Linked DNA regions of Homo sapiens: all the other regions are linked to region 2. The links are chromatin loops, found by intact Hi-C in ENCODE. Cell type or tissue: PC-9. All regions are shown on one strand.

Region 1 (4,000 bases), 540 kb before region 2:
CTTGATGATGGCTCTATCTTCAGTGCCTGGCACCTGATAGAGGCTTACTATTTTGTTGTTAGTGTTGAATAAAAGCATAGTGTTTGAGTCATGATGTGGATGTATTGGTAGGACTTCTTTCAACATTTATTAAGTTTTTTTGGCATTGGGCTAAGGAAGTGGGGTTTCAGCCCTGGCTTCACAGGGGAATTGCTCCAGCAATTCTTAAAAATCCCAATGCCAGGCTTTACTTTGGACTAGTTATGTCAGAATCTAGTGGGGGTGTGTGAGGGGCCGTCAGCATTTTCAAGCTCCCCAGCTGATTTCAATGTGCAGCCAAGTTTGAGGACCGGTGCGCTGGCTCAACCGCACTTGCTCTCAGTGGCTGTTGTGTATTGTTAGGCAGCTTGTTAACTGCTCAGAAGGTCCAGGGCCATTTTCAGATTTTCCAGATTGTTAAATTTGAGAAGGAGGGTCTGTCCTGTTAATAAGCTTGCCAGGGAATTTTGCTTATACCAAAGTTTGCAAACCTAAACTGTTCTCAATCCTATTCATTTTACAGACAGGAAAAAAGAGACAGAGAGAGGTTAAGTAGTTTGCCCACGGTAACAAAGTAGGTAACTGGCAGAACCAGGATTTGAACCTAAGGCTTCTGAGCTTACCTAGTAGCTTCTCTGCTTTTTCTTTTTGTTTTTGTTTTTTTAAGATGGAGCCTCGCTCTGTCACCCAGGCTGGAGTGCCGTGGTGCGATCTCAGCTCACTGCAACCTCTGCCTCCCGGGTTCAAGCGATTCTCCTACCTCAGCCTCCTGAGTAGCTGGGATTACAGGTGCGCGCCACCACACCCGGCTAATTTTTGTATTTTTAGTAGCAATGGTGTTTCACCATGTTGATCAGGCTGGTCTCCAACTCCTGACCTCATGATGTGCCTGCCTCGGCCTCCTAAAGTGCTGGGATTACAGGCGTGAGCCACTGTGCCTGGCGCTTCTCTGCTTTTTCTTTGTGATAAAAATCTAAGTGTGCTCCAGGAGTTGGTTGTGAAAATAAAATAAAGATAAGGTTAGGTGCAGTGGTTCATGCCTGTAATCCCAGCACTTTGGGAGACCAAGGTGGGAGGATCACTTGAGCTCAGGAGTTTGAGACCAGCCCAGGCAACATAACCTAGTAAGACCCCACCCCCATCTCTACAAATAATAAAAAAGATAAGATTAAGAGGATATGCATGTTATATTGTATATTTTGAAGATGGAGAAGTTGGTATTTCTACTCCATGGTGAGGAAACAGGTCCAGCCTGGGGGACTAACTCCCACTCCCAGGGTCTTTGGGGCTTTAAGAGGCAGAGCTGGGATTGCAGATGTGGGCCATTTTCTCCAGACTCTTAGGTTTTGCAGGTGAATCATTCAACACCTAGGGCATCCCAGAATCCATGTTGATTGGTGCCTAATAGGCCTGTAACCAATGATGAGAAAGTGAGTGGCGGGAAGGCTGGCTAGGTGAGTGAGTGAACCAGTGAGTGTGAAGGAGTCATTTGTCTATTTCATGGATTCTTTCTATTTTTCAAGTAGAGTTGGATCACTAGAGGGCAATATCGGCCAAGAGAAAGAAGAATTCTTCACCACCGTTTCTAGGACTGGTGAAGGTAAGACATCTGTGTCTGTGGATTTAAACCAAAAAGGGAGACTCTAATTTACAGAGCAGTTAAAGTGAGCTTTGCTTTCCCCTGGGCTTTCAGGCTGATGAGAACCTTTCTCAAGCCCCATTAACACGTACAGCCACTCCAGACCTTTCTAGACTTAAAACCAACAGGGCAAACGGGAGAGGAGGGAAATCTTGGTTGGCCTGAAAAGTGGATGTTTATAGATAATAGGAGGTTTTAGAAAAAGACATTTTGTAGCTTCTCAGACTTTTACAACATTGATGGGAGTTAATGTTTCGAGAAATGGTATTATGATGAAGTTGTATGCTGAATTAATTTTCCATAAATAAGACCATACATTTCCACAGATTGCTTTGCCTGCTGTATAATGAGAGTGTGTGCTCTTGCTGGATGAGCATTCTCTCCCCTTCCTCCACCTACCGCCTCTTCTCTCCATGAGCCCTAGAGTAAAAGTGATCTGGGTATGTCTCCACTGGTTGTAAGGCCTTGAGTAAGTCACTTAATTCTTCTGAATCTCAGGGTCATCAATGGTGACATTGCAAGTTTGTCCTGAGGTTTAAACACAGAACATGTGGGTCTCCTTGGAACTCCTTTCAAGCTTCTGTTTCTTTGTCTTCTCTTCTCTGCTGTTCCATTAAGCACCAAAAGTTCTGATGTCAAAAGAGCAGCTAAGTCTTTACTGAGAATTCACCAGTTGCCCCTCCCTGGGGCCATCACTAACCCCAAGATGTGCATTTTGGAAGCTATCTGAATTGGAGGGGGCCCCTAAGGAATGAATTTCAAGTGAAAGCCTTTCAGACTCAGCACCTACTCAGTGCTAATAATCATTACTCCTATTAAGGACATACGATGTGCTAAGCATTGTGCTGAAGGTTTTGTAGGCATTACCTCCCTTAATCCTTGCCACAAACCTTATGAGGTAGGTGTTTTGTTACATCTTTTTTACAGATGGGGAAACTGAGGATCAGAGAACTTAAGTAACCTAGCCAAGGTCACACAGCTATTAAGTGGCAAAGCTGGAGTCAATCCCAGGTCTGATTCCAACCCTTATGGTCAAGAAGGGGGCTAGGAATAACATATGTGTATCATTCACCCCATGCCAGGGTGACTTCCATAGAAAGGTTGTATGTCCAGGATACCAGAAGGAAGAGGAGGCCACACACGATAGAAACACCTGGAGACACTTCCCAGAAGTGGGGTCATTTGAGCAGGGCCCTGAGGATTAGTCTGGGTTCTGGCAGACAGAGATGAGGAGGGAAGAGAGTATTAGAGGAAAGACCAAATGCAAAGACAAGGAGACTGGAGAGCATGGCATTTGTTTTGGGGATGTGGATGTATCCAGTAATGTGCCACCATATGAGCGGGTGCTACCTATCATTATTTGCATTTTACACATTAGGAAAATGAGGCACAGAGAGGGTAACTGATTTGGCCAAGGTCACACAGCTAAGTGGCAGGGCTGGAATTTAAACTGCCATCTCTCTGACTCCACTTCCACAGGGTAGAGAGCACATATGGATCTCAATTCAGTCACAACTAAGAGAAAGGCTTTAGTACCTGCGGCTTCTCGGAGGATCCCAGGGCCAGCAGCCCAGCCATGCCAGAGGTTTGCACATCAATATGCCCCTGACCTGGAAATGTAGCGGGGAGAATAGTGGGGACAGGACAATGTTCAAGTTCTAAGACACCAACAGTAAGAATCTACCTTTGCGCCACACCCAGCTTTCTTCTCACTCCCGCCTTGGGATCAGATTACTCTCTTGCATTCTTTTACATTTCATAAAAACTGTTCATTAACCATGTGCCAGACCCTTAAACAATACTGAGGCAGAAGGTTGGTTTAGAAACCTGTGGGAGGTCATGTAGTGAGCAAGTGGTAGATGGAGGATTCATTCCCAGCCTGGGCTGCTCACTGCTGTGCTATTCCCCTCTCTTGGGGAAAAGAGCAGGGGACAGATGAAGAGATGGGCTCTTGTGAAGCCCATCCTGTTTCTCCTAATGGCCCCACAAGGCAGCTGGTTATAGGTGAGGCTCAGGAGCTCTGAATGGTTTACCAGGGCTGGTGGAATCAACACAGGAGTCCAGATCCTGACCCTTCATGCTGCGCCACGTCCACCTGCCCTCAGAGTCTCCAGGCCACCACCTCTCCTCCAGTCTGTCCCCAGGCAGCAGTTGCTGGTGGACCCTGGGTGTCTCCAACACCACCACAGCCAAGGTCCTGGCCTCAGGCTCTTGTTAACCTGAGAACTTCTGCCTGCAGGGGGCAGGGACCCCAGGCCCCTGGTAGTTCTGTTTATGTGGGTTTTGGAATCAATGGAGTCATGGCTGGTTTCATTCTATGGCCAGAAACTGCCTTGGTCCTAG
Region 2 (4,000 bases):
GGAATATGTACACCACAGAAATTGACAAACACTACACATCAGGGCTCCTTTTTCTTTTCTTTTTTGTAGAGCTATTTACCAGCACACCAAAGGGTCTGGAAAAGGACTGGAAATAATCTTGGAAGAAACTCTTTCCTCAAAGGACTCTGGATCACTGAGAGGCCAAGCAGTGCTGCCTCTGGGACCTGGTGACAAAGCCTGATCCTGCATTGCGAAGAGGAGCATTCTGCTTGGAACAAGGCACTGTGGGACCTGAAGGGAAGAGAGTTCCGTCTAGCCCTTGAGGCTTTGCAACTTTGGGAGGGCTGGGACATAGCATAGCCCTGAAGGAGAAGGAGAGCTCACAGAAGCACCAGAAGCATCAGCAGCAGTGACTACTCTTTAATGCAACTTGCTGAAAGCAGTTATTAAGAAGGTGGTGGGAAGAAAGGAACCCACAGGGCCCCCAGAAATATCTAGGGAGCCTTTTTAAGAGGGCCTGAGTTTCACAGGTGAGGACTAATAGACAGATTTTCTTTTAAGAGACAATGCTCACCCAGGCTGGTATGCAGTGACACAGTCATAGTTCACTGCAGCCTCGAACTCCTGGCTCAAGGGATCCTCTCACCTCGGCCTCCCAAGTAGCTGGGACTACAGGTGCATGCCACCATGATCTTCTAATCTTTAAAATTTGTAGAGACAGAGCCCCACTATGTTGCCTAGGCATATCTCAAACTACTGGCCTCAAGTGATCCTCCTGCCTTGGCCTCCCAAAGCACTGGGATTACAGGTGTAAGCCAGTATATCCAACCTAGACAGAAAATATTGATTATTCACACTCACGTGACCTAATTTGCACCCTCTGACTTGTGAGACTAGAGAGAGTCATCTTGGAAAAGAGGTGTGTGCTCTGAGGCTGGCTCTTTTATTTGAACCGACAGCTTTTAGTACCAAGAGCTGGAGCTGTGATTCTCAAACTCAGAGAGGAGAAGAATCACTCAGTGAGCTGATTAAAAATACCGACTCACAGTCACCTCCAGCCCCGTCTAACGGATTTAGCAGATAGAAATAAGACCCAGTAATCTGCGTTTTAAAGAAATGATACAGTTGGTCCATGGACCAGATATTGAGAAGCATTGCACAGATGGTCAGTGACTCAGGAGGGCTCGATTTACGATCTATCCACTTTACGATGGGTTTTTGGAGACGTTAGCCCCATCGTAATTCCAGGGGCATGGGTGATCCAGCTTACATTGCCGGGTAAGGGCTAGGTTTTACTCCCCCCTCAACGGCGCCTACTGTCTTAACAGGGTCCACTTTGCTAAACACCGAGTTGGAAAAGCAGCTTCCTCTCTTTCCCAATCTCTGATGGTGCTGCTTCCAGGTGTAACTTCTACCTGCCCTCTGCCTTAAGGGTCCCTAGAACCCAGGATGGCTCCAGAGAAAGTAAGCTTGTCATCGACCCGTCACTTCCCAGGTGGTTAACGTCCACACCCTGCCCCCAGCGGCGGGGGAGCCGGGCCTACGGGCTAAAGGACGGTGTTGTAAGAAGCTGGACGAGCCCGGTTCCAGAAACCAAACAGCAGTTGTTATCATGCCTTTTAAATCACGCGTAGAGGTTTCAGTTTCTTCCTCTGCAGGCCCGTAAATATTTGCCTTCGGGTTTCTGTGTTTTCTGCCGTTGCCAGGAGCTCCGATCCTCCTGCGGCGGGGGCGCCCAGGTGCGCGGGTCTCTCCTGCGGGCTCAGCGGGCCGGCGCCGCGGCGTCTCCAGCAGAGCGCAGCAAAGAAGACGAAGCCTCCTGGGGCCTTTCCTCGCCGCCTGGAGCGGGGCATCCTTCCTCCTTACGTGCAGAGACTGGGAAGCAGCTCTTTAGACACTGCAGTGACCGAGCCCGCTCCACGCCCCTTTCCCCTGAGCAGGTGCTTGACGTGGGGCAAGCTCGGCGTTGAGGTGGACCCGCGCGCCACCCGCTGGCCAACGCGCCTAAGCGACAGGAGTGCAAAGAAACGAGGCTGCTTGGCAATTCAGCTGGTGCGGCCCTGCGGCACTTCCCTTATTCCTTCATAGATGCAGTCAGATATTCTAGAATTCTAGGTTAGGAATGCTTTAACCTGGGGTCCGTGCGCTGGCTTCAGGGAATCTGGGAGCTCTCTAAAATGCTATAAACAATGTAATATTTTTCTGGAAAAGGGGTGCACACTTTTCATGAGTCTGACTAATTTTATATGGTCTATGGACCAAGTGCCAGGCAATGTGCAAGCCATTGGTGGTAAGTAGTGATCAAGCAGACGTGTCGCTTCTCCTCGTGGACTTTGTAGTCTTTGTGGTAGGCTGAAGAATGCCCCCCCTCGGCCGGCCGCCCAAAATATGTTCACATCCTAATCCCTGGAACCTGTGAATGTTACCCGTTATGGCAAAGGGGACTTTGCAGATCTAATCAAGTTAAGGATCGTGAGATGGGGGGATTAGCCTGGATTATCCTGGTGGGCCTGATATCACAAGGGGTCTTATAAGAGGAACACAAAAGGAAACAGACAGAAGACAATGTGACAACAGAAGCAGGAGAACAAAGGGACGGACATTTTAAGATGCCACACTGCTGACTTTGAAGATGGGAGACTTTGAAGATGGGGAAAGGAGGCCGTGAGCCAAAGGATGTGGGCAGACTCTGAAAGCTTGAAAGGTCAAGGAAACAGCTTCTCCCCAGGAGCCTCGGGAAAGAATCCCACTGCTGACACCTTGACTTTAGCCCAGTAAAACTGACTGTAGACTTCTGACCTCCAGAACTGCAAGAGAATCAATATGTTTGTTGCTTTATGCCACTATTTTGTAATGCTTTGTTACAGCAGCTTTAGGAAGCTAATATGCATCTCAGCAGGTGTCAGACTCTAAAAGTGGTAAGAGACCACAGTCCTTTACAATGCTGAGATTCTCTGTATCACTGGCCCTTCCCCTCTCCAGGAGGAGACAACCAAGAGACAGAAAGTCCAACTGACACTACAGAAGTAGATTTACTGAACTCACCCATGCCATAGAGGTACGTCTACACCTGAGTCTCTTTCCTAGAGAGTTTCAGAACTAGTTAGGGAGATAAAATTCAAATTACATCTGTGGCCGGGCATGGTGGTGCATGCCTGCAATCCCAACAGTTTAGGAGGCTGAATGGGAGGATCACTTGAGCCCAGGAACTTGAGACCAGCCTGGACAACATAGCAAGACCCCATCTCTACAAAAAAAATTTTAAAAATTAGCCAGGTTTGGTGATATGCACCTATATTCCTAGCTACTCAGGAGACTAAAACAGGAGGATTACTTGAGGCCATACATTGATGGCCATTTGGGCTGCTTTCTACCTTTTGGCTATTGTGAATAATGCTGCTATGAGGATGGGCATATAAATATCTCTTCCAGACACTGCTTTCAATTCTTTTGGATATATGCCTAGAAATGGATTTTTTTGAGGAACTCCAATACTGTTTTCCACAGTGGCTGCACATTTTACATTCCCACCAACAGTGCACAGGGGTTCCAATTTTCACCACCTCTTCACCAACTTTGTTATTTTTCTGGTGTTTGGTTTTTTTGTTTCTTTGTTTGTTTGTTTGTTTTTGAGATGGAGTCTCGCTCTGTCGCCCAGGCTGGAGTGCAGTAGTGTGATCTCGGCTCACTGCAACCTCTGCCTCCTGGGTTCACAACATTCTCCTGCCTCAGCCTCCCGAGTAGCTGGGACTACAGGTTCCCACCACCACGCTTGGCTAATTTTTTGTTTTTTAGTAGAGACGGGGTTTCACTGTGTTAGCCAGGATGGTCTCGATCTCCTGACCTCGTGATCCACCCGCCTAGGCCTCCCAAAGTGCTGGGATTACAGGCGTGAGCCACCGCACTCTGGTGTTTGTTTTATAGTAAGCACTCTAATGGGTGTGAGATGATACCTCACAGAGATTCTGATTTGCATTTCCCTAATCATTAGTGATGTGGAGCATCTTTTCATGTGCTTATTGGACATTTACATATTTTC
Region 3 (4,000 bases), 660 kb before region 2:
GTGGCACATGCAAAGATCCCTAGTTTGAGGGCCAGGCAGACTTCTAGAACTGTGTGACTCTGGGTGAGTCACTTGGCCCCTTTAAGCCCCACACTCCTGATCTATAAAATGGGCATGCTACTGTGGTAAGGAGTTAGTGACATAATTCACGTGAAGTGTCATGGTGCCTAGATGAAGTCAGGACCCACTATTTGCTCCCCTCCTTCCACAGCATTTACTACAATGGCAACAATACAGTCTCTTCTTTACTGTTTGTCTTCTCTGCCACACTGAGTGAACTCTCTTATGCCATGGATCATGTCTATCTTGTTTTGCACTTTACCCCCAGAGTCCAGCACAGAGGGATTCCATGACTTATTAGTAGCATGAAGGAATGTACGGAAATCATACAATTTCAGATTCCAGTAAACTAAACTCTAAGAGGTTACCCACATTCCATCTAGTATCTTGCAATTCCTTGTTTGAAAAAGTGGGTCATCACCTGGGGTTTAGTAATCCCTTTGTTAAAATGACATTGTTGTTGCACACAATTTTACCTGGGCAAGTAAAAAAACCTTTTTTTCCCCCTTCTCACAGATTTAAAAACTCTTTAGGAAGCAATAATAGCTTTTCATTTTTTAACTGGGGCCAAAGTTAGTTAATCCACAAGAATGGGGATCCCAGCTGTCATTTTGGTTGATATCACAACTGACGACCAAGACCATCACAAATATGGGAGCAAGTCTGATTTGTAACATTATTATAATTATGAATCCAATTACTTTAAGGAATGCACGAAAGGCTTTTTAAAAATTTCAATAGTAAGGCAGGCACCACTCACTTTAGCTCTATACAATCCTTTAACTGATGGGCATTAACATTTAGGAATATACTTTTATACATCAATACACACCACTTCAAAATAAGATAAAACAAACATTTCCACAAACTATGCATACACACAGATCTTGCTATACAGTTATTATTAGGTGGCTTTTAAAATGGACACTGTACATCGGTCCCTAGAGTACTAAGTTTTCACTAATGTTCCAGCAGATGACTCACCAGGGATGCTTCCAGGAATCCACCAACTCCCTCCTGCCAGCTGCTGGGGTAGCACACTAACGGTTTCTACACCTGGACAGCTGCAGGCCCACAGGGAGGGGAGGGAGGTAGGGGCTTGGGAAGTGCTTACCTTGCTCTGGGCAGGACGGAGAGTCCAATGGCCCTGAAACAGATGTTGTTTCTTCTGCTGCTGTTGCTGGTACTGGAACTTATATACTCTACTCCTTTCTGATGGAAACTTAAACTAGAAACTGACTTGTTGCAACATTGAAAACAACTCTCAAAACCTTCTGGGGGAATTTCAAGAAGTTCCTTTTTTGTTTGTCTCTCTCTGTGTGTGTATCAATAACGAGGAGGGAACATAGACATCAAAATCCCAGGTAATGAACTAAGAGGAAATGACTTTTGGGTGGGGAATAAGGAAGGAGATGGAGATGCTAATTTCTCTGGGTTTACATCATGGCCAAGGTGCTTGGAGACAGCACTAGGCAGATTCCCTGGGTTCCACAGATCGAGGAAGAAGGAAGGCCAAGGGGCGGTCAGACGGGAGGCTGAGTTCATGTCGGGATGGAACAACTGTATGCCCAAGGGCTTAAAAACAAAATCCTGGTTCTTCCCAAGTCAGAGAGGATGAGATGAAGGGCAAAGGGTTTAGTACATCTGGGGCGCCTTCCTCCACATTAGTCCTTTAATTTCAGAAACATACTATTTACCACCCATCTTGGCTCCATGCACCTCTCCCCACATTCCCCGAGTGGGAACACACGCGTGCACACACACACCCATGCACATTTCATACAGACACAGACCTGGGGAGATGATAAAACTGCGTGTACCACTAATAAGACTCAAATATGTGCACATCCTGTGCTCATAGGTACTCGCTCATAGGGGCGGATGGGAGCAGAAAGTGAAATACCCTCAGGGAGGCATACAGACAACCACACTCAAGGCACCCCCCCTTGGGCACCCAGACTACATCCTCATTTCATTTGCACACAAATCTATGGCCCTAGGGGCTCCGTGCAGATGCACAGGAATAGCGGAATAAAGATATCTCTCGTGGTGGAATTTCAAGTTGCTAAGAGGTATGCAAAGGTGTACACCGGTGTGGACCCCCCCATCCCCCGCCCAGTCTGCACGTGAACAGGAACATGTACCTGCACGTATACCAGGTACACGCAGACAGATGCGGGCCATCCCCAGAGCCGCCGACAGAGGTCGCTGCGAGACGGTACCCGCGCCCCACAGTCCACCCGCTCCTCGGAGTCCCCCCGCGCCCCGGAGTCCACCCGCGCCCCGGAGTCCACCCGCGCAGGTCCACTTCTCCATCCCTGCTCTCGACCTCCGCCCCTGCGGTGGGGGAAGTTCCTGGGGCGGTGGCTGGGACCAGGCCGGGTTTTAGGCGGGCGCAGATTTCCGGGCTAACTTTCCTCGCCGTCTCAGCGCGGGAAGGGGGAAATGGGAAACCCGGGCCAGAGCAGCGGAGCTTCCCAGCCGCACACTTCCTCCCTCCAGCCGTTTGTCTCGGCAGGGGAGGGCCCAGGCAGCCAAGCCGGCAGGCCCACTGGTTATCCGACCTTGTGCTCTGGCCGTGGGTGGAGACCTTACATCCAGCTCAGAGCGCCTCCTCCCATCCCCTGTGTCCTCTAGGCCTCCCCAGACTTTGCCTTTTAGCCTTCCAGTGAAACAAGTTCTGTATCCAAGATATACAATTAAGTGGACAAAGCAGATTGCAGGTATGTTTTTTCGTATGATACCATTTGTGGGGTGTGTGTGCGTATGTGTGTAAGTGCACCTGCACTTTTCACAACTGGTATCTCTGAGGCATATGTAACAACTGGGGGAGGGGCTTTTTGTAAACATGTATTAATTTCCTCCGATCCATCACTAAAGTGTACTGAACAGAAATTGACGTGAAGTAGTTTCACTAATTTATTTACAGTGGCTGCACCACCACAGATGAGTCCTTGTGCCCCCCCATAAATAAATACATGCATAAAATAAGACAAGTAAGGTTCAAAATGACACAAATATTTTATTCATGTGTTCGTAAAAGCACCTTGAAAATTAAAAAAAAAAAACTGTAACGTAAAGTCTCAGTAAAAATCCAGCGCCAGTTATGCAAAAGAAGCTTCGAAGTATGCCCTCATCCTCCCTTTTCCGCTCAGATTGCAGCCCGAGGGCTAGTCCTATATGAAAGGGCCCCCAGTGTTCACCTCCACCAGGGACAAGTAATAGGGTTTTAAGAGCATGGGCTCTGGAGTTAGAGAGCTGGATACCCGCACCTGCAAGTTACTTACCTTCGTTAAGCCTCAGTTCCTCACATCTGTAAAATCGGGTTAATAATAGTACCTGATCTCAGGACTGGTGTGAAGATTAATGAGATATGATGGGATGCAGTTAAAGCAGCATCCTGGCTAAACGTTTAATGAATGGCTGCTTGCACTTATTTATTTTTTTATCCTGTCGTGTCCCAGAAAGTCTTTTCGTAGCTCACAAGGGGACATCAAAGATGACAAAGAGGAGTGGAAGAAGACAGAGAGAATCAATGTGAGGAGCCTGGAACAGGGCTCTGAATTGTCTTCCCACAGTGAAATCACTTGTCTATTGCTGAGCCAAGAATTTGACTCTGAGCATCTAGGATGAGAAAGAAGAACTGGCACCTACGCCATCTCTGCCCCTCGGGACTGACTATTTTGGTAAGTTCAGTTCACCCATGGAGGAAGTGGTTCTCGTACTTTATCTGCATGTAACAACAAAATTCAGGTTCTTGGGGCTGATGCTTGGAGATTGTGATTCAGATCTGGGATGGGGCTCAGGAACCTGCATTTTAACAATGGAGGTTCTAATGTGGTCATTGGCAGGTTGTTCTAATGTGGGGGCCACATTAGAGCCTCTCTCGGAGACAGGCTGTACATGGCCAGCCAGCATTCTGGTAATATGAGCCAAATGC
Region 4 (4,000 bases), 410 kb before region 2:
ATTTGATCCAGCAATCCCACTACTGGGTATCTACCCAGAGGAAAAGAAGTCATTATTTGAAAAAGACACTTGCACAGGCATGTTTATAGTGGCACAATTCACAATAGCAAAATCGTGGAAGCAACCCAAATGCCCATCAGTCGACGAATGAATAAAGAAACTGTATATATATATATATATATATATATATATATATATATATACACACACACATATATATACACACACACATATATAAACATATATGTATATACACACATATATAAACATATATATACGCATACATATACATACACACACACACACACACACACACACACACACACAATGGAATACTATGCAGCCATAAAAAGGAATGAATTGACAGCATTTGCAGTGACCTGGATGACATTGGAGACTATTATTCTAAGTTAAGTAACTCAGGAATGGCAAAGCAAACATCATATGTTCTCACTGTTACGTGAGAGCTAAGCTACAAGGATGCAAAGGCATAAGAATGATACAATGGACTTTGGGGACTTGGGGGAAAGGGTGGGAGGGGAGCAAGGGATAAGAGACTACAAATATAGTGTGGTGTGTACCGCTCGGGTGATGGGTGCACCAAAATCTCACAAATCACCACTAAAGAACTTACTCATGTAACCAAACACCACCTGTACCCAAATAACTTATGGAAAAAATAAAATAAAATAAAAATAATGCTGTGATGAATTCATTTGTGCATATATCTCATTGTTTCCTTAGACTACAATCCTAAAAGCAGAATGGCTGGATAAAAGACTACACACATGTTTAATCTCTTTGATCCATATTGCTAAATTGTCCTCCAGAATGTTATTTCAATTTATACTTGCACCAGTGCGTGCTGCTGCAGCCATTTTTGGTTCAATAGGCACCAAATTGCTCTAGGGTTGGGTGTCAGAATCTGTCCTATGTCTTAAAATAAAACAAAAAAAATCTCTATTGCTTCCAGCTCAAGGTATTAATGCTTGAAAGATATTCCATGTTTGAAGGGATTTTTGTGGTGCTGGCCTACAAGTTGACCTTTTTGACGTGAATAAGAAACATTCTTCAAAACTGTGGTTGACATCCAAGGTAGGAATTCTGGCACAAGAATCTTTCGAGTTCCATTTCTCCTTGGTGTGATAAAAGGTAACTTACAACCCGAGTCACATTAAGCCCCTAATACATGTGAGCTGGTGTTCCAGGCCACATCTTCTGTCTGTCTCCAGAGAGGATTTTGTTTTTTGTGGCACACCCATCACCTGCCACACTCCACAGCCACACCGCACACTCCACAGTTTCAGCTGCCACCTAGTAGCAGCCAGACTCATGAAGCCTTTTGGCACAAGGCCTAGGTTTGCAGCATCAGGGAAGCCTTCTGGGGTGACCATGTCGGGAAAGGGAGGTCTGATGTTGAAGCCAGGCACCCTTGGATATGAATCCCAGTTATATCTATTAGTTGTTTTCTATCTTGTTAGGTCATGTAACTGCTCTGCCTTCACTTTCTTGTCTGTAAAATGGGAGATTTTTATAGCTAGCTCAGAAATTGTTGGGAAGAGTAGTGACAAGGCCCAGCAGATGCTGAAAAATAAAGCTGGGGAGTGGGAGAGGGTCTGTGGAATTTGGGGGGCGTCTGCCCTTGCACTTCAGCCCCGTAAACTCTGAGACCCTAAAGTCTCAGAGTTAATCACAGCTCAATACACCAAATTAATCATAGTCCTTTATTTAAGAAGGAAGAAATAATGAGTGAGTTTAATTTTCCAATCCCACTTTAGGCGGTCAGCTCTCAACCCTGAGTTCTAGTTTGATTGCACTGTGGTCAGCTCTCAAGTAGAGGAAGATAATCATGGGTAAGGCGTGCTGCAGGGCCTGTTTTCTGCAGATGTCTTTCTCACTAGCCGAATGTTCCACCTGAAATTCCAGCATGTATCTTGTTGTCTCCAAGATGCCCTTGTTAAAATACAGATATCTTTAAGGGAAGCTGCTAGACGTTAGCACAGACTCTGGAGTCAGATAGGCTGGGGATAAATTCCCGCTCCCCGACTTGTTAGCTATGTGACTTTGGAAACATTACTTCACATCTCCGTGTCTCAGTTCCTTCATCTGTTCAATGGAAATAACAATAGTGTTAAGGGGAGAGTAGATGAGATAATGTCTGGGACAAGATAAGTGCTCAATTAAAGTTAGCTATTGTTAGTAGCTATTACTAAACCCTGAGAAGAAGGGGTAGGTGGCGATATGACTCCACCAAGAATATGCTTAAGTTTCTCCTTCATCTGGGTCAGTTTCCATAGGCTTTGCAAAATAGATGCTATTTCACAAATGAGGACAACTAAATCTCAGAGAAATTAACTGGTTCTGAGTCACACAGCTTCATCAGGATGCCATGAAGAAACAGGATACAATGCACACTCTCCTTTAGCTGTGCCACCAATAACCCTCCTGCATAACTTCTGGCTTCCTAAGAGAGGACTAATGGTTGTAGCCCCTGAAATCCACCTACACACTCTCCCTGAGATAGTCTGTAGTGGACAGCTCCCAAATGCTTTCCATTTTGAGGAAAGACAGCTTGAAGAGCAACTTGCAAATGCAAGGTCAGATACCAAGCCCAGAGGCCGTACGGATGTCACACCTCAGTTCTTATGGTGATGACTTGGCATTTAGAGATGAAAAAATCATCTCCAAGGCAACGTAGGTGACTTATTTACAGATGATTAATCCCATTGTATACTACTGCCAAATCCACTTCTGGCTTCACGCCTGGTGACATGGGGAAAATACCACGGCTTCTTCGTCTTGGGTACATTTCCATCTGCTGGGCATTCTCTGGGTTCCAGGGGGAGGTGAGTCAACAGTCTGTCAATGCTATGGATTTAGTGTCTTGATGTGGGTTCTAATGAGAGAGTTTTTATAATGTTTCACGCCCTCCCACCCCTGCCAGCCACAATGGTAATATCAAACCCAGAGACCAGGAACAGAGGAACTTGCTTTCTTCCAGCTTTTGATCTTCCACCTAATATGATCAGAGAATTCTTATTTCATTTAATATATCTTTCATAAGTGCCTACTCTGCACCAGATACTGTCCCAGAATAGAAGAAAGTACACTTCCGGAAAATTTGCTATGATCATGAAGAAACTGAACTCAGACAATAATAATTATAATAATATCTCCTATTTATTAAGCATTTGCTGTGTGCCAGTTGCTGTACCAGGAACATCACAGTTTATCCTCCCCAAAGCCCTTGGCTGTAGGTCCTATGGTATCCCTGTTTTTCTCTTAATAAAGATAAAACACAGAGAGGTTAAGAAGCTTTCCCAGGATGGCACAGCTGGGCAAGTGGTGGAGTTGATTTTACGCAAACACAGTCAGTTCTCATTATTTGTGGCAGTTATGTTCTATAAAGTGGCTGTGAGCACTGAATTAACAAGTACTAAACAGTTGCTCCTACAGGAAACACAGGGTTAGATTCCTTTGAGCCTCTGATCAATATATAACCTTGTTTTAATTATGTTTTGTTTAAAGATATCTTATTCAATATACACTTTTGATTCATTAACACTGAACTTATAGCAACAGCACTGTGACTCATCCCCAAATGATGCTTCTCTTACGCATATATTTTGTCTGTAAGGCACACAGCAGCCTTCTACTTAGGATCACTTTAGCACTATGCTTTGGGACCATTTTAAACAACAAAATCACCATCATGAAGCATAAAAATGAGAAAAAATGGGGCACTAAATAGACCACAAAAGAGACACTTGTTCTCAGGCTGAGAGCTGAAATGAAAAAAGCAGAGTGTCACTTTGTTGTCCCACCTCAGCTAGGAATGCTTGTGTTGAGTGACTCAAATTTTTTGCTGCTCTAAGAATACCTGCAAGTGACCACAAATGTGCCATGAGTGTTGATCTTAAAGTTACAAATAAATTTTAGCATGTAGAGAAATTCCATTCATAAGGAGAATTGGGTATAGTCTTATTCCAGAGTATGTTTT
Region 5 (4,000 bases), 400 kb after region 2:
ATCCTATTAGTTTAGAATGTATAGCATCTTTCCTATTAATTCCAGCAAAAGTACTACAGCTAACTAATTAGCCAGTAGGGGGTAATATGGACTGATAGTGGGGGGAAAATAGTTCCTCAAGAAAAATCAGGGTGTTATTATTAAAAGAAGCAAGTGAATGAATGAATGCTAAGCAGGTCAAAACAAGATGATCAGACTGTCAGATCTCTTGATTCCTATACGCCAAGAACTACAAAGTTTATACAACTAATCAGTAGCTGAGACAGGACTCAATCCATTGCTGAAGTATGATAAGATTTACAGCAAATTTGTAAAACAAAAGTAAAATAATCTAAGGTCTCTCTTTATTCATAGAAGCACAAATCACAACACACAATAACCTTATACTGCCCTTCAAATTAACGTAGACTTTGAAAGCTTCATATTCGATGTTTCTAAATGCCTGGTAGATATTAAAGCCATGCTCATAGTATTTGATATAATTTGGTGCTAAAAAAAAAAACCTGTATACTATCCAGAGCTTTTTTTTTTTTTTTTTATATGGGTCTCTATTGCCCAGGCTGGAGTGCAGTGGCATAATCACAGCTCACTGTAGCCTCCACCTCCAGGGCTCAAGCGATCCTCCCAATTCAACCTCCCAAGTAGCTAGGACTATGAGGGCATGCCACCACACTGGGCTAATTTTTGTAAAGAAAGGGTGTCACTTTGTTGGCCAGGCTGGTCTTGAGCTCCTGGGCTCAAGTGATCCTCCTGCCATGGCCTCCCAAAGTGCCAGGATTACAGCTGTGAGCCACTGTGCCCAGCCTTTTTTTTTTTTTCAGACAAGGTCTCACTCTGTCACCCAGGCTGGAGTGCAGTGGCACCATCATGGCCTACTTCAGCCTCAACCTTTTGGGCTCAAGGAAACTTCCTGTCTCAGTCTCTTGAGTAGCTGGGACTACAGGCATGTGCTACCATGCCCAGCTAATTTTATTTTTTGTAGAGACGGGGTCTTGATATGTTGCTCACGCTAGTCTTGAACTCCTGGCCTCAACAGCCCTCCTGCCTCAGCTTCCCAAAGTGCTGGGATTACAGGTGTGAGCGACTGCACCCGGCCGCAGAGTCTATTTTTAAAAATTGAGGCTGGGCGCAGTGGCTCATGCTTGTAATCCCAGCACTTTGGGAGGCCAAGGCAGGTGGATCACTTGAGGTTAGGAGTTTGAGACCAGCCTGGCCAATATGGTGAAACCCTATCTCTACTAAAAATACAAAAATTAGCTGGACGCAGTGGTGGGCATCTGTAATCCCAGCTACTTGGGAGGCTGAGACAGGAGAATCTCTTGAACCCGGGAGTGGAGGTTGCAGTGAGCCGAGATCACGATCACACCACTGCACTCCAGCCTGGGTGACAGAATGAAACTCCGTCTCAAAAAAAAAAAAAAAAAAAAAATTGAGATATAATTCAAGTATCATCAAGTTCACTCTTTAAAAGTATAAGTTAGCCGGGTGCGGGGGCACATGCCTGTAACCCCAGCACTTTGGGAGGTCGAGGCGGGTGGATCACGAGGTCAGATCGAGACCATCCTGGCTAACATGGTGAAACCCCCTCTCTACTAAAAATACAAAAAAATTAGCTGGGCGTGGTGGCGGGTGCCTGTAGTCCCAGCTACTCAGGAGGCTGAGGCAGGAGAATGGCATGAACCCAGGAGGCGGAGCTTGCAGCGAGCCAAGACGGCGCCACTGAACTCCGGCCTGGGCGACAGAGCAAGACTCTGCTTCAAAAAAAAAAAAAAAAAAAAAAAAAGTGTAAGTCTATTTGGTTTTGCTTCCCATTGGCTCATGCCTGAAAATGCTGACCTATTATTTACTAACTTTCAGCAGTTTTTGGTGGCTTAGACAAACAGTGAGGATGTCAAAAATGCACACGCTTGTATTACAGAAAAAGTCATTGATATTTTCTTTCCCACCTGGGTTTCCCAGTGATTTCTTGCAGTCTCATGGTTACCGGCTCCAACAGAGTTCTGCCTGCCAGTTTTCAGTCCACAGAGGCTCAGGTAAGGAATTTTAAATTTGAGCCACTAGTACCTTTTCTAGAGATGTTTAAAATCAGCTATTTGGCAAAATCTGTAATGTGAGTAAAGTTGCTTTCTCATTCAAACCTATACAGAGAGTGACATCTGCTGGTCATGAAGATTATGTTTTTATTCTATTTTACTCCTTTTCAAAATTTATCAATGACTCTAAAATAAAACATAAGAAAAGTAATTATCTCTTCTTTGGGAAAAAAGAAACCAACACATGACTAAAAATTCCAATATATGTACCACTGTGGGACATTTTTAAACTAAAAAAAATTGAAATTCCTTCATTTTAGCAAACACTGCAGCTCTTTCATTTGATCAGGAGAAAATAAAATTGTTGTAGAATTTGAAAATGAATAAAAATCCTAGTTAGCCATTTCCTTAAAAATGTCCTTTGAGTTTTTGTTTCAGAGCAGCAATAACTAATTTAGTCTAAGACCTAATGAAAGACTGGCTATCAAAGGTCATTTAATCCTGGTCCTTCTATCATACTATTAAATCCTAGGTTTCATACATGCCCATGTCCCTATTCCTACCTCCTTCCTAACTTTAGAATTGCATACAGATTAAACTTTATATACACACATCTAGATTTTTTTTTTTTTTTTGAGATGGAGTCTCACTCTGTCACCTAGGCTGGGGTGCAGTGGCACAATCTCAGCTCACTGCAACCTGTGTCTCCTGGGTTCAAGCAATTCTTCCGTCTCAGCCTCCTGAGTAGCTGGGATTATAGGCGCATGTCACCATGCCTGGCTAATTTTTGTATTTTTAGTAGAGGTGGGGTTTCACCATTTTAGCCAGGCTGATTTCGAACTCCTGACCTAGTGATCCGCCCACCTTGGCCTCCCAAAGTGCTGGGATTACAGGCATGAGCCACCGCACCTGGCCTACACATCTAGATTTCCATATTAGCTTTGGAAATTTTTCTGTCTTTGATGTTAGATTGTAATAGGAAAATTAGGACCTATATTCTGTTACTACATTTTTCAGTGAAAAAAGGTGTGTATTTATACTTACTGATAAAATATAAACTTTGATTTGCGTACTAATGTGGCATCTAAATTTGGTAGTCAGGTTCCATTTCCCTTCAGGTTTATTTTTTATTTTTCAGTATTATAAAAGTGTTCTGATTAGCCACCTTATAAGTAAAACTTTTGGACATTCCTGATTCTTTCCACATGATAAATTTATAGAGGAAAAATTCTTAATCAAAGGGCTATAAATAACCAACAAAGAGACTAACATTAGTGTAATAATAATAAAAAATTGAGAGTAGTAGGAGATGGATATTTTATAAATTCAATCCTTACATATTATCTAGGGGAGTCAATATATAACTTTTAAAGCTGATTCAACTGCTATATGTCATGGTATGAACATACTACTTAAGAGATGTGGGTGGAACCACAAGAAATTACAGAAGAAATGGGTAATTGGGCAGGAAGGGGATTGTGGCTTTTCCTTATAGGACTCTCTATATCATTTTTTCCCAGCCTTGAGCATGTAGTACTTTGATAAAATATTAATGTTTAAAAATAGAAATGAAAATTTATTTAAATTAAAAAATATTTTGCCAAATTATCATCCAGAAAAAGTGTGCTAAGTTAGATTCCCATGGGGAATTTTTTGATGGTCTTGAATTACTCCATTGATTTCATGTCAATTTATTTATGATTTATACTCTGACATTTTGAACTTAGAAAAATACATATAAGATGTAATATAAGTGACAAAATTAGGGTAAAGGAAAAATAAGTATAGGAAAAATTGAACCCAGAGGACCCAAGAATCCAAGAATCCATCAGAACAGTCTGGAAAGCTGGTTATGAATGAGGATCCTTGACCTTATCACAGGCCTACTAATCACAATCTCTAGGGTAAGGCTCAGGAATCTCCTTTTCAGCAGCCTTGATAACTTGGAGTTCTGAAGTAATTTAAAG
Region 6 (4,000 bases), 210 kb before region 2:
CTACAAAATGGGAGAAAATTTTCACAACCTACTCATCTGACAAAGGGCTAATATCAAGAATCTACAATGAACTCAAACAAATTTACAAGAAAAAAACAAACTACCCCATCAAAAAGTGGGCGAAGGACATGAACAGACACTTCTCAAAAGAAGACATTTATGCAACCAAAAAACACATGAAAAAATGCTCACCATCACTGGCCATCAGAGAAATGCAAATCAAAACCACAATGAGATACCATCTCACACCAGTTAGAATGGCAATCATTAAAAAGTCAGGAAACAACAGGTGCTGGAGAGGATGTGGAGAAATAGGCACACTTTTACACTGTTGATGGGACTGTAAACTAGTTCAACCATTGTGGAAGTCAGTGTGGCAATTCCTCAGGGATCTAGAACTAGAAATACCATTTGACCCAGCCATCCCATTACTGGGTATATACCCAAAGGACTATAAATCATGCTGCTATAAAGACACATGCACACGTATGTTTATTGCGGCACCATTCACAATAGCAAAGACTTGGAACCAACCCAAATGTCCAACAATGATAGACTGGATTAAGAAAATGTGGCACATCTACACCATGGAATACTATGCAGCCATAAAAAATGATGAGTTCATGTCCTTTGTAGGGACATGGATGAAATTGGAAACCATCATTCTCAGTAAACTATCACAAGGACAAAAAACCAAACACTGCATGTTCTCACTCATAGGTGGGAATTGAACAATGAGAACACATGGACACAGGAAGGGGAACATCACATTCTGGGGACTGTTGTGGGGTGGGGGGAGGGGGGAGGGATAGCATTAGGAGATATACCTAATGCTAAATGACGAGTTAATGGGTGCAGCACACCAGCATGGCACATGTATACATATGTAACTAACCTGCACATTGTGCACATGTACCCTAAAAGTATAGTAATAATAAAATTAAAATAATAACAATAATAATAATAATAATAGGCACATCTCATTTTCTCCATACCCTATTCTTATTCTCTAATCTTGGTGGGTAATAAGTTTTTCAGACACTTCAGTCCTTGCAAATGGATGCAAGGCCTAATATACAGTACACATTTATCCCTAAATGGTGTCCCTATTTTTACAGAAAAGCAAGGCTCAGAGAGATGGCATAACTGATCCAACTGAACTCCTTTTAACATGCTAACCTCTACAGGTAACAAATGCCAGCCAGGACATTAGCAAGAAGCACTGGCTTCTAACCATTTTGGTCATTTAATAGCTATGTAAGCACTGGACTTTTCCAACTTCTGTGAGCCTCTGTTTCTTTCACCTGAAAATTGGGTATAATAATGGCACCTACCTCCCAGGGCTGGTGTAAGTCTCCAATGAGATATACATATGGAAAGCTAAGGACACTGCTTAGCAATAAATGCTCAATAAATATTAGCTGCTACTATTACTATTATTATCCTACTGTAATAGGGTTACTATCATTAGCCTACATTATTACTATTTTATATTACTCTAATTACTATTACTACAGTTCTTATCCTACTGTAATAGAATTCTATCGCTCCTATTTCTTTAATTCTGAGAGAGTCAGGTTGAGATGCTGCCCTAATTATCTGTGTGTTCCCAGTATCCAGCATAACAGATACTAATTTAAACGAGTGAGGGTGTGGGTGGATGGATGGATGGATGGATAGATGAATGGATGGATAGATGAACTGAGACAGGTAGAGAGATGGGATGTAAATAAATGTGTGCTATGGACAGGTGGATAGAGGGGACCTTAAGTAACTTAGTATGTCAAATGCCTGAATAGGAAGGCCGGTAGGTGGTTGGCAGAAGAGTGGACGGGTGGATGAATGATCGAACGGGTGGATGGGTGGGTGGGTGGATGGATGAAAGAGAGGGGTCTTAAGTGACTTAGTGTGAGAGCCTGAATGGCTAACGGTAGAGCAGGTGACTGAATGAGGGGTGGACGGACGCCCAGATGCCTGCTTCCTGGCTTTTCTCCCGCTCTGTCTTCACAGCCTGCCCTTCCTCGGCTCCAAGGCGCCCCCGAGGGGTGAGCTTCCTGGGCGCGCTCCGCAGCGCCCTCCGCCCCTAGCTCGCGGGGAGGGCGTCGCGCGGCTGTTCAGCGGGGCAGCGGCCTAGCGGCGCGGACCTGGGTCTCCTCCCTCGCACCGGGCCGAGCGCCGGGCTCGTCTGCATTGACGTCTGCGGCGGCGGCGGCGGCAGCAGCCGGGCTCTCGGGAGCCTGGGTGAATTATGATGCACATCCACCGCGGCTGCTAAAAAAAGGGCAGTGACTCACCACCGGCCGCGGAAACTTCCACGAGCGCCGGCCGCAAAAAGGCGGGGGCGCCAGGCCAAGGGCGGCTGCGCCCGGGGCGCGCGGCAGCAGCCAGGTGTGTCTCGAAAGCAAAACGGCGAGGACCGTGGCGCGGGGTCGGGCGGGAACCGGAGAGACCTGGGGCCTGCGCCTCGGCTGCTACCGGCCTGGGTTCCACAGCTTGGCGCTCAAAGCCAGCCCTTGCCCGGAAGAAAAAAAAAAAACAGATGTGATGTGGCAGGTGACAAAGGGGAGAGCAATAGCTCATACTCATCGCTCTACTACATGTGCTAAGGTCATAATTCACTTAACCCTCAAAACAGCCCTGAAGGCAGGTCACGTGATTATCCCTGCTTTACAATGGGGATACTAAGGCCAGAGAGAGAAAGGGGCTTGCCAGCGGTGGCAGAGCTCTCAGTATACCCAATAAAATAGTAATGTGGCAGCACTGTGGAATCCCTGCCGTGTGCCCAGGCCTGTGCTGGTGCTACAGAGATGGACAAGAGTGGTCCCGCTGCGAGGAGCTCACCGTATAGCACTCTTTCTGAGATATGTCCAGAAGCATTTACCTGGGGGGACTCAATTCCATCCCCTTCCACCCGACAAATATTTTCGAGCTCTGCTGTGTGCAGAGAACAATGGCAGAGGAGACAGAGGGTTACAAAGGTGACTAAGGCAGCCTTAATTTATTTTTTGTGCATTCACCAAGTAGTTAGTAAGCACCTACCATGTGCCAGGTGAGCGAGGTAACACTGACCTGTCCCAGCTCTCATGGAGCGCACGTTCTAGCAGGGAAGACGGGTAAACAAGGTGTGAGAAACGCTACATTAGGGGGCTGGAGGCACACGCAATACAGCGAAGGAGCACCCAGCCTAACCTAGGCAATCAAAGAAGGTTTCCAGGTGGCAGTAACTTTGAAGCCAAGGCTGGGAAGCTAATTGGAAGTTAAGCATATGGAGAGGAGGTTCGGGAAGAGAGTTTCACTCAGAGAGAACAGCATGTGCCTAACCCCAGAAGTGCCAGAGATCATGACGGGTTTGAAAAACTGAAAAGCATTCAGTATACCTGCAGCAATGGGGGCAAAGGAGGAAAAGTGGAAAACAGGAAGCTGGGAGCGGGTTCACCCCAGGCACCTGTTTGAGGGCTAGCGACTTAGCCAGAGGGCAAACGAGCTAACAGCTCAGACAATAGCCAGCTGCATTTACAAGGACAGAGGGAAATCAGTTCTATTGGTAACAAAGCCGGCAGAATGAATGCCCTACTGGTGGGAAAGGAAGATCAGGGAGAGCTTCCTGGTGAAGGAGGCATTCAGGCTGTCCCTGGTTGATAGAGTTTCTGCAGAAGAGGAAAGGAGAACAACTAGGAAGAGGCATGGATGCCATAGCGCCTCACCCAGGCCCTTCACGGATCCTCTTGAAAGGCCAGAGAGCCATTTGCAAGACTAGGGCTAATGCAGTAAGCTTCTTCTAGGGTCTGGGGTATGGGCGAAGTGGCCTTCAATGAGCTCCATGTGAAAAGGAGGCACAGCCCTGGTCTTTAAAGAAGCTTCTTCTATCCATTGGTGCTGGCAACCGAAAAACGGAATTCATGTAATTATTCTACAATATGTACTGAGTATTTACTGTGTGCCAGGTGCTGTGATAGGCACTAGAAATTCATTGGAGGGCAATAACAGACATGGTACCACT
Region 7 (4,000 bases), 700 kb before region 2:
TTTATGGAGTTTGATCTGTATTTGGAAGTTACAATACTAGTTAATATAGTGACTTTCACATTGGAAGTAAGGCAGTATGGAGTGGTAGTCAATGAGTATGACCTCTGGAGCCTTGTTTTGAATCTAGGCTCTTCCACTTTCTAGCTGTGTGAATTTGGGCAAATTGCTTAACCTCTTTGTGCCTGTAAAATAGGAATAATTCTAATAGTAACTCCTCAGAGCTGTTGTGAAGACTAAATGAATTAATACATGTACTTAGAACTGTGCGTGCACATAATCAGTAGATGTAAGTGACTATTAAGAATACTCATCTTGAAATGTTTTGTCATTAGAACAAACTCCTTTGGGAGCAAAGTTAGGTTATCTTCATGAATTTAGCATGATACAGCTTTGACATCTTTATTTTATTTCTTGCAGATATCTCTCAAAGAAGCAAGGACAGTAGTTACAAGTTATACTGGCAGTTATTGAAGATACTTAAGATCCAAGAACTTCTTGCTTTTATGCTAGAAATCATTATGATAGTGCTGGACACTGAAGCAAATACCATACTGCTTATACTTGGTCTTCCAGTTTTTTGTAAATTTAATTTTATATTTTTTGAAGATGATAGCAATATGCTAAAAAATGCTTGTCCCCTATATGAATATTCTGTTACGCTTGAAAAATATTTTCTCCAGCGTTGGTTACTGACCACCCCACCCTCCCACCACACACACACACACACACACACACACACACACACACACACACACACAAAGTGGAGAAAAATGTATACTCAACAATGTCATTTTGTGACTTTGGAAACAAGTTATGTTTTGTGTTTTTGTCTCATTGTGTTATTGTCTGACTAAATCTAAAACCAAACCCATGTTGAAACTAGTACTTTTCCCTTTAAAAACAAACCAAAAAAAAAAACAAAAAAAAACTTTTTAATTAAAGAACCTAGTTTGCTATGCTTAAAATTACCAAGAATTTTTTATTTCTTTGTCATAGACACAATTTCTCTTCTGTATGCCACTAGTTACATTTCTAAATTCTGAGCGGTCTCAGTTAGGCCTGTATGTGTGTACATGTCCAAGTAAAGCTGGAAAATGTCAGTCTTGACACAGCTGTGTCTTAGTATGAGAAACAGAAGACTGAAGAATAAAAACTAAGGAACAAGAATGAGTCTCTTTTTGGTGGCTAAGTAGAATCTTCCTAAAACCATTGTCATAAAAGCAGTTAAAGGCAATAAATTTTTAAAAGGGACATATCACTGATTCATTCCTAAAAAGCATGAACAAAAAGTTTTTGTTCTGTTCCAGCTATATCTTGTCTAAGTGCTAACACTGTTTCAGTGAAAATATCTAGCCATAAGATTAAAAAAATATATTATTTGCAATGCTTAAGCCTGCAGATACGTAATGTGACCACTGTTTTGTGTTGACAATATTGCTTTATACAGTTCTTGTATTTGAAAGGAATTGATCCTTTTAAAGAAACATGGTGTATATTGTTCTTACAGGACTAATTTCAGTGGTGTAAATAATAAATATCTTTTCTTAAAACATTCGTTATCTGTTCTATATTACCACATATATTTTACCTCTTTGTTGAATGACAAAATGAACATTATATTCAGGCAAGGATCTCTTGCAAAAACTTAAATGTGTATGGTGATGTTAAAGGTGTGTATATCACTATTTATACATTCAGGAGTAGTTTTAGCAGCTAATCAGATACATAAAATTACTTAATTCTAATAAGTACCTTTTTTCAGAAATATATACTATTTTCTTTGTGACAGGTTTTGAGGATATACAGTGCAGAAGAGTTTGAGGACTCTAAAGTGATTCAATTAAAATATATTTCTTAATTATGAAGTAAAATTTAAATATTTAAGGATAGAACAGAAATTTTAGAGTATTCATTTTTCATTGGTACATTTTTCCCACTGTAAAAGACAACTTATTCCAAAGTACGCACGGAAAGGGCTTAATCTTCTCAAGAAAATGGAACACTTAAACTATTAACATAGGTCAAGAACGGGCAGACATTTTCGAAATCAGTATAAACTAAAATACAAAAGTTAGCAAATCACAGGGAGCAAAGTAGAATTTTACAAAAACATATTCTGCCATTAGGTGGTGCCCAAACCAAAGCTTCTTAGCTGCTGTGCTTAATTAAGCCACTCCGGAGAACATTGTCATTGAGCTTGTTGAGATAACGTGCTATATGTGATTAATACCATTATAGAGTGTGGGAGTTTTCATTTGTCTTCTGCATCTCATGGCTTATTGAACAGCTCCATCTCTATATATCTATGTGTGTGGCACACACAATTGAATCAATAGATCACTTAATTTGGATGCATATTTTGGTGAAACCACAAATTATTTTTATCAGATACATGTGTTAAGCATTAAAACAGTATTATACGAAGTATATTTAGCCTAAAAACTACAGAACATCAGTAAATCTTTGATTCAGAGGGAAGTTTCTAATTTCCCCTCAGGTCTTTGTTACCGAAATCAGTTATTGGACTAATGATACCTATAGCAGCTCTTCAGTGTAAAAGGTAAGGAATGGAAAAACAGGTTGTTACAGTAAGCAACTGAAACTTATTTTTTATTCATGGAAAGTAAAATAGTTCCTTGAGAGGAAGAGGAACTACAGGATAGGGACTGGGAAAAAAGGATATGCAAAAAAACGCAGATTAGTTGCATTTTAGGTTATTGCTTGGTTTTTAGGTATTAATAACAATTGGGTGGTCAGAATGGTAATAAAACATGAATAATAAACGGTTGAGTTTTCTCATCCCAAGTACTCAACAGAGCTCTCTCAAGGGACGAACTGTTATGGTCTCCAATGAAGTATTTTACATCAAAATTCAATCTTCTTATGAACTAGCCCAAGAAATGTCTGTGAAGATTAAATGCTTAGATATTTATGTAAAGATTTAGTTTTGCTACGTGAGTCTTGGTGAGACATCTGAATATTTTAAATTTTTAATTGACAGTTGTTTATGGGGTACAATATAGTGTTTTGATACATATATCCAATGTGGAATGATTGAATCAGGCTAATTAGCATATTCACCTCAAATATTTATCATTTCCTGGTAGTGAAAACATTTTAAATCCTCTTTTTTAGCTGTTTTGAAGTATACGTTATTATTAACTGTAGTCACTATGCTGTGCAATAGATCACCAGAATGTATTCCTCTTATTAAACTGAAACTTTGTACTCTTTGACCAACATCTCATCTTTCCCCATCCACCACCACCGCCCTCCCCAACCTCTGGTAACCGCTTTTACTCTCTGCTTCTGTGAGTTTGACTTTTTAGATTTCTACGTATAAGTGAGATAGTATTGTGTCTCTCTGTACCTGGCTTATTTCATTTAGCATAATGTCCTTTAGCTTCATTCATGTCACAAATGACAGAATTTCCTGAGTTTTTTAAGGCTGAATAGTATTCATATATATATACACCATATTTTAAAAATCCATTCATCCCTTGATAAGTACTTTGTTTTTTTCTATATCTTGGCTATTGTAAATAATGCTGCAGTGATCCTGGGATTGCAGGCATCTCTTCAGAGTGCTTAGTGTTTAAATCTTAAGAGAATCTTTTTGTAATCAGTTTCATAGATTTAGCAAAGACTTCTGAGAAATTAGTGCCTTATAAGAACTGAAATCAATACGAAGCATCCTGTAGGGCTAAAAATGGTGTCAGTTATCTAGTAATGTCAATGAGCTTCCATGTAAAGTGTTTAAAATCTTGCACACCTCCCACATTAATAATTTCGTAAAAACACTTTGGAAGTAAGCAAGCACTTAAATGCAAACATAAGGATATTTCCTGATATGAACTGTTACTCATTAAAATGCTGGTTTGCTTCCAAAAAGCTTTAAAAGCTGAACTTACAGCTTTTAAGAACATTTGTAAACAGTAGAAACAAAACCTTAAAAATATCAAAAACAAAGACTGCTAAGCTTTAATGATGTTTCCATAAA

Evidence for each region. Hi-C counts contacts between places; a loop is a spot of excess contacts. Peaks named below come from ENCODE experiments on the same cell type or tissue, not always from the same donor. Only the 100,000 strongest peaks of a DNase experiment are listed, where the experiment ranks them.
Region 1: a loop joins it to region 2, with 10 times the contacts of the local background. A loop is called at or near these places in 86 of 110 quality-filtered maps.
Region 3: a loop joins it to region 2, with 7 times the contacts of the local background. A loop is called at or near these places in 38 of 110 quality-filtered maps.
Region 4: a loop joins it to region 2, with 11 times the contacts of the local background. A loop is called at or near these places in 7 of 110 quality-filtered maps.
Region 5: it touches region 2 in a loop (30-fold over the local background); 2 of 110 quality-filtered maps call a loop at or near these places.
Region 6: it touches region 2 in a loop (7-fold over the local background); 8 of 110 quality-filtered maps call a loop at or near these places.
Region 7: a loop joins it to region 2, with 11 times the contacts of the local background. A loop is called at or near these places in 56 of 110 quality-filtered maps.

What each region holds. Positions count from the first base shown.
Region 1 is chr5:159,443,106-159,447,105 of GRCh38, forward strand. No RefSeq gene overlaps it. Among named protein-coding and RNA genes, the nearest start is that of LINC01845, 21 kb to the right of the region's middle. In PC-9, a CTCF peak has its summit at 1,557 (motif pointing right); a DNase peak (open chromatin) is centred at 1,566.
Region 2 is chr5:159,985,602-159,989,601 of GRCh38, forward strand. It overlaps a transcript of ADRA1B not described here. Among named protein-coding and RNA genes, the nearest start is that of TTC1, 22 kb to the right of the region's middle. In PC-9, CTCF peaks have their summits at 1,941 (motif pointing left) and 2,146; DNase peaks (open chromatin) are centred at 1,540 and 1,880; H3K4me3 peaks cover 1,057 bases; H3K27ac peaks cover 774 bases.
Region 3 is chr5:159,329,258-159,333,257 of GRCh38, forward strand. It overlaps IL12B (interleukin 12B), which reads right to left and starts at 1,230. Exons shown (of 8, transcript NM_002187.3): 1 at 1,175-1,230. It overlaps IL12B-AS1 (IL12B antisense RNA 1), which reads left to right and starts at 2,261. Exons shown (of 5, transcript NR_037889.1): 1 at 2,261-2,783; 2 at 3,525-3,746. In PC-9, CTCF peaks have their summits at 2,266 (motif pointing right) and 2,465; no DNase peak of the experiment used is centred here; H3K4me3 peaks cover 989 bases; H3K27me3 peaks cover 1,110 bases.
Region 4 is chr5:159,579,341-159,583,340 of GRCh38, forward strand. LOC105377684 (a long non-coding RNA gene) reads left to right here. Exons shown (of 20, transcript XR_941139.3): 13 at 974-1,095. Among named protein-coding and RNA genes, the nearest start is that of LINC01845, 120 kb to the left of the region's middle. In PC-9, a CTCF peak has its summit at 2,176; DNase peaks (open chromatin) are centred at 2,351, 2,751 and 3,871; H3K4me3 peaks cover 829 bases; H3K27ac peaks cover 2,600 bases.
Region 5 is chr5:160,389,134-160,393,133 of GRCh38, forward strand. No RefSeq gene overlaps it. Among named protein-coding and RNA genes, the nearest start is that of FAM200C, 8.9 kb to the right of the region's middle. In PC-9, CTCF peaks have their summits at 2,167 (motif pointing left) and 2,367; no DNase peak of the experiment used is centred here.
Region 6 is chr5:159,771,209-159,775,208 of GRCh38, forward strand. No RefSeq gene overlaps it. Among named protein-coding and RNA genes, the nearest start is that of LINC01847, 98 kb to the right of the region's middle. RefSeq lists enhancers at 1,829-2,343, 2,265-2,394, 2,344-2,856, 2,505-2,594, 3,272-3,779 and a silencer at 2,045-2,094. In PC-9, a CTCF peak has its summit at 2,102; a DNase peak (open chromatin) is centred at 2,293; H3K4me3 peaks cover 1,113 bases; H3K27ac peaks cover 1,634 bases.
Region 7 is chr5:159,284,487-159,288,486 of GRCh38, forward strand. UBLCP1 (ubiquitin like domain containing CTD phosphatase 1) reads left to right here. Exons shown (of 11, transcript NM_145049.5): 11 at 418-1,550. The coding sequence ends at 445. Among named protein-coding and RNA genes, the nearest start is that of UBLCP1, 23 kb to the left of the region's middle. In PC-9, CTCF peaks have their summits at 2,145 (motif pointing right) and 2,371; no DNase peak of the experiment used is centred here.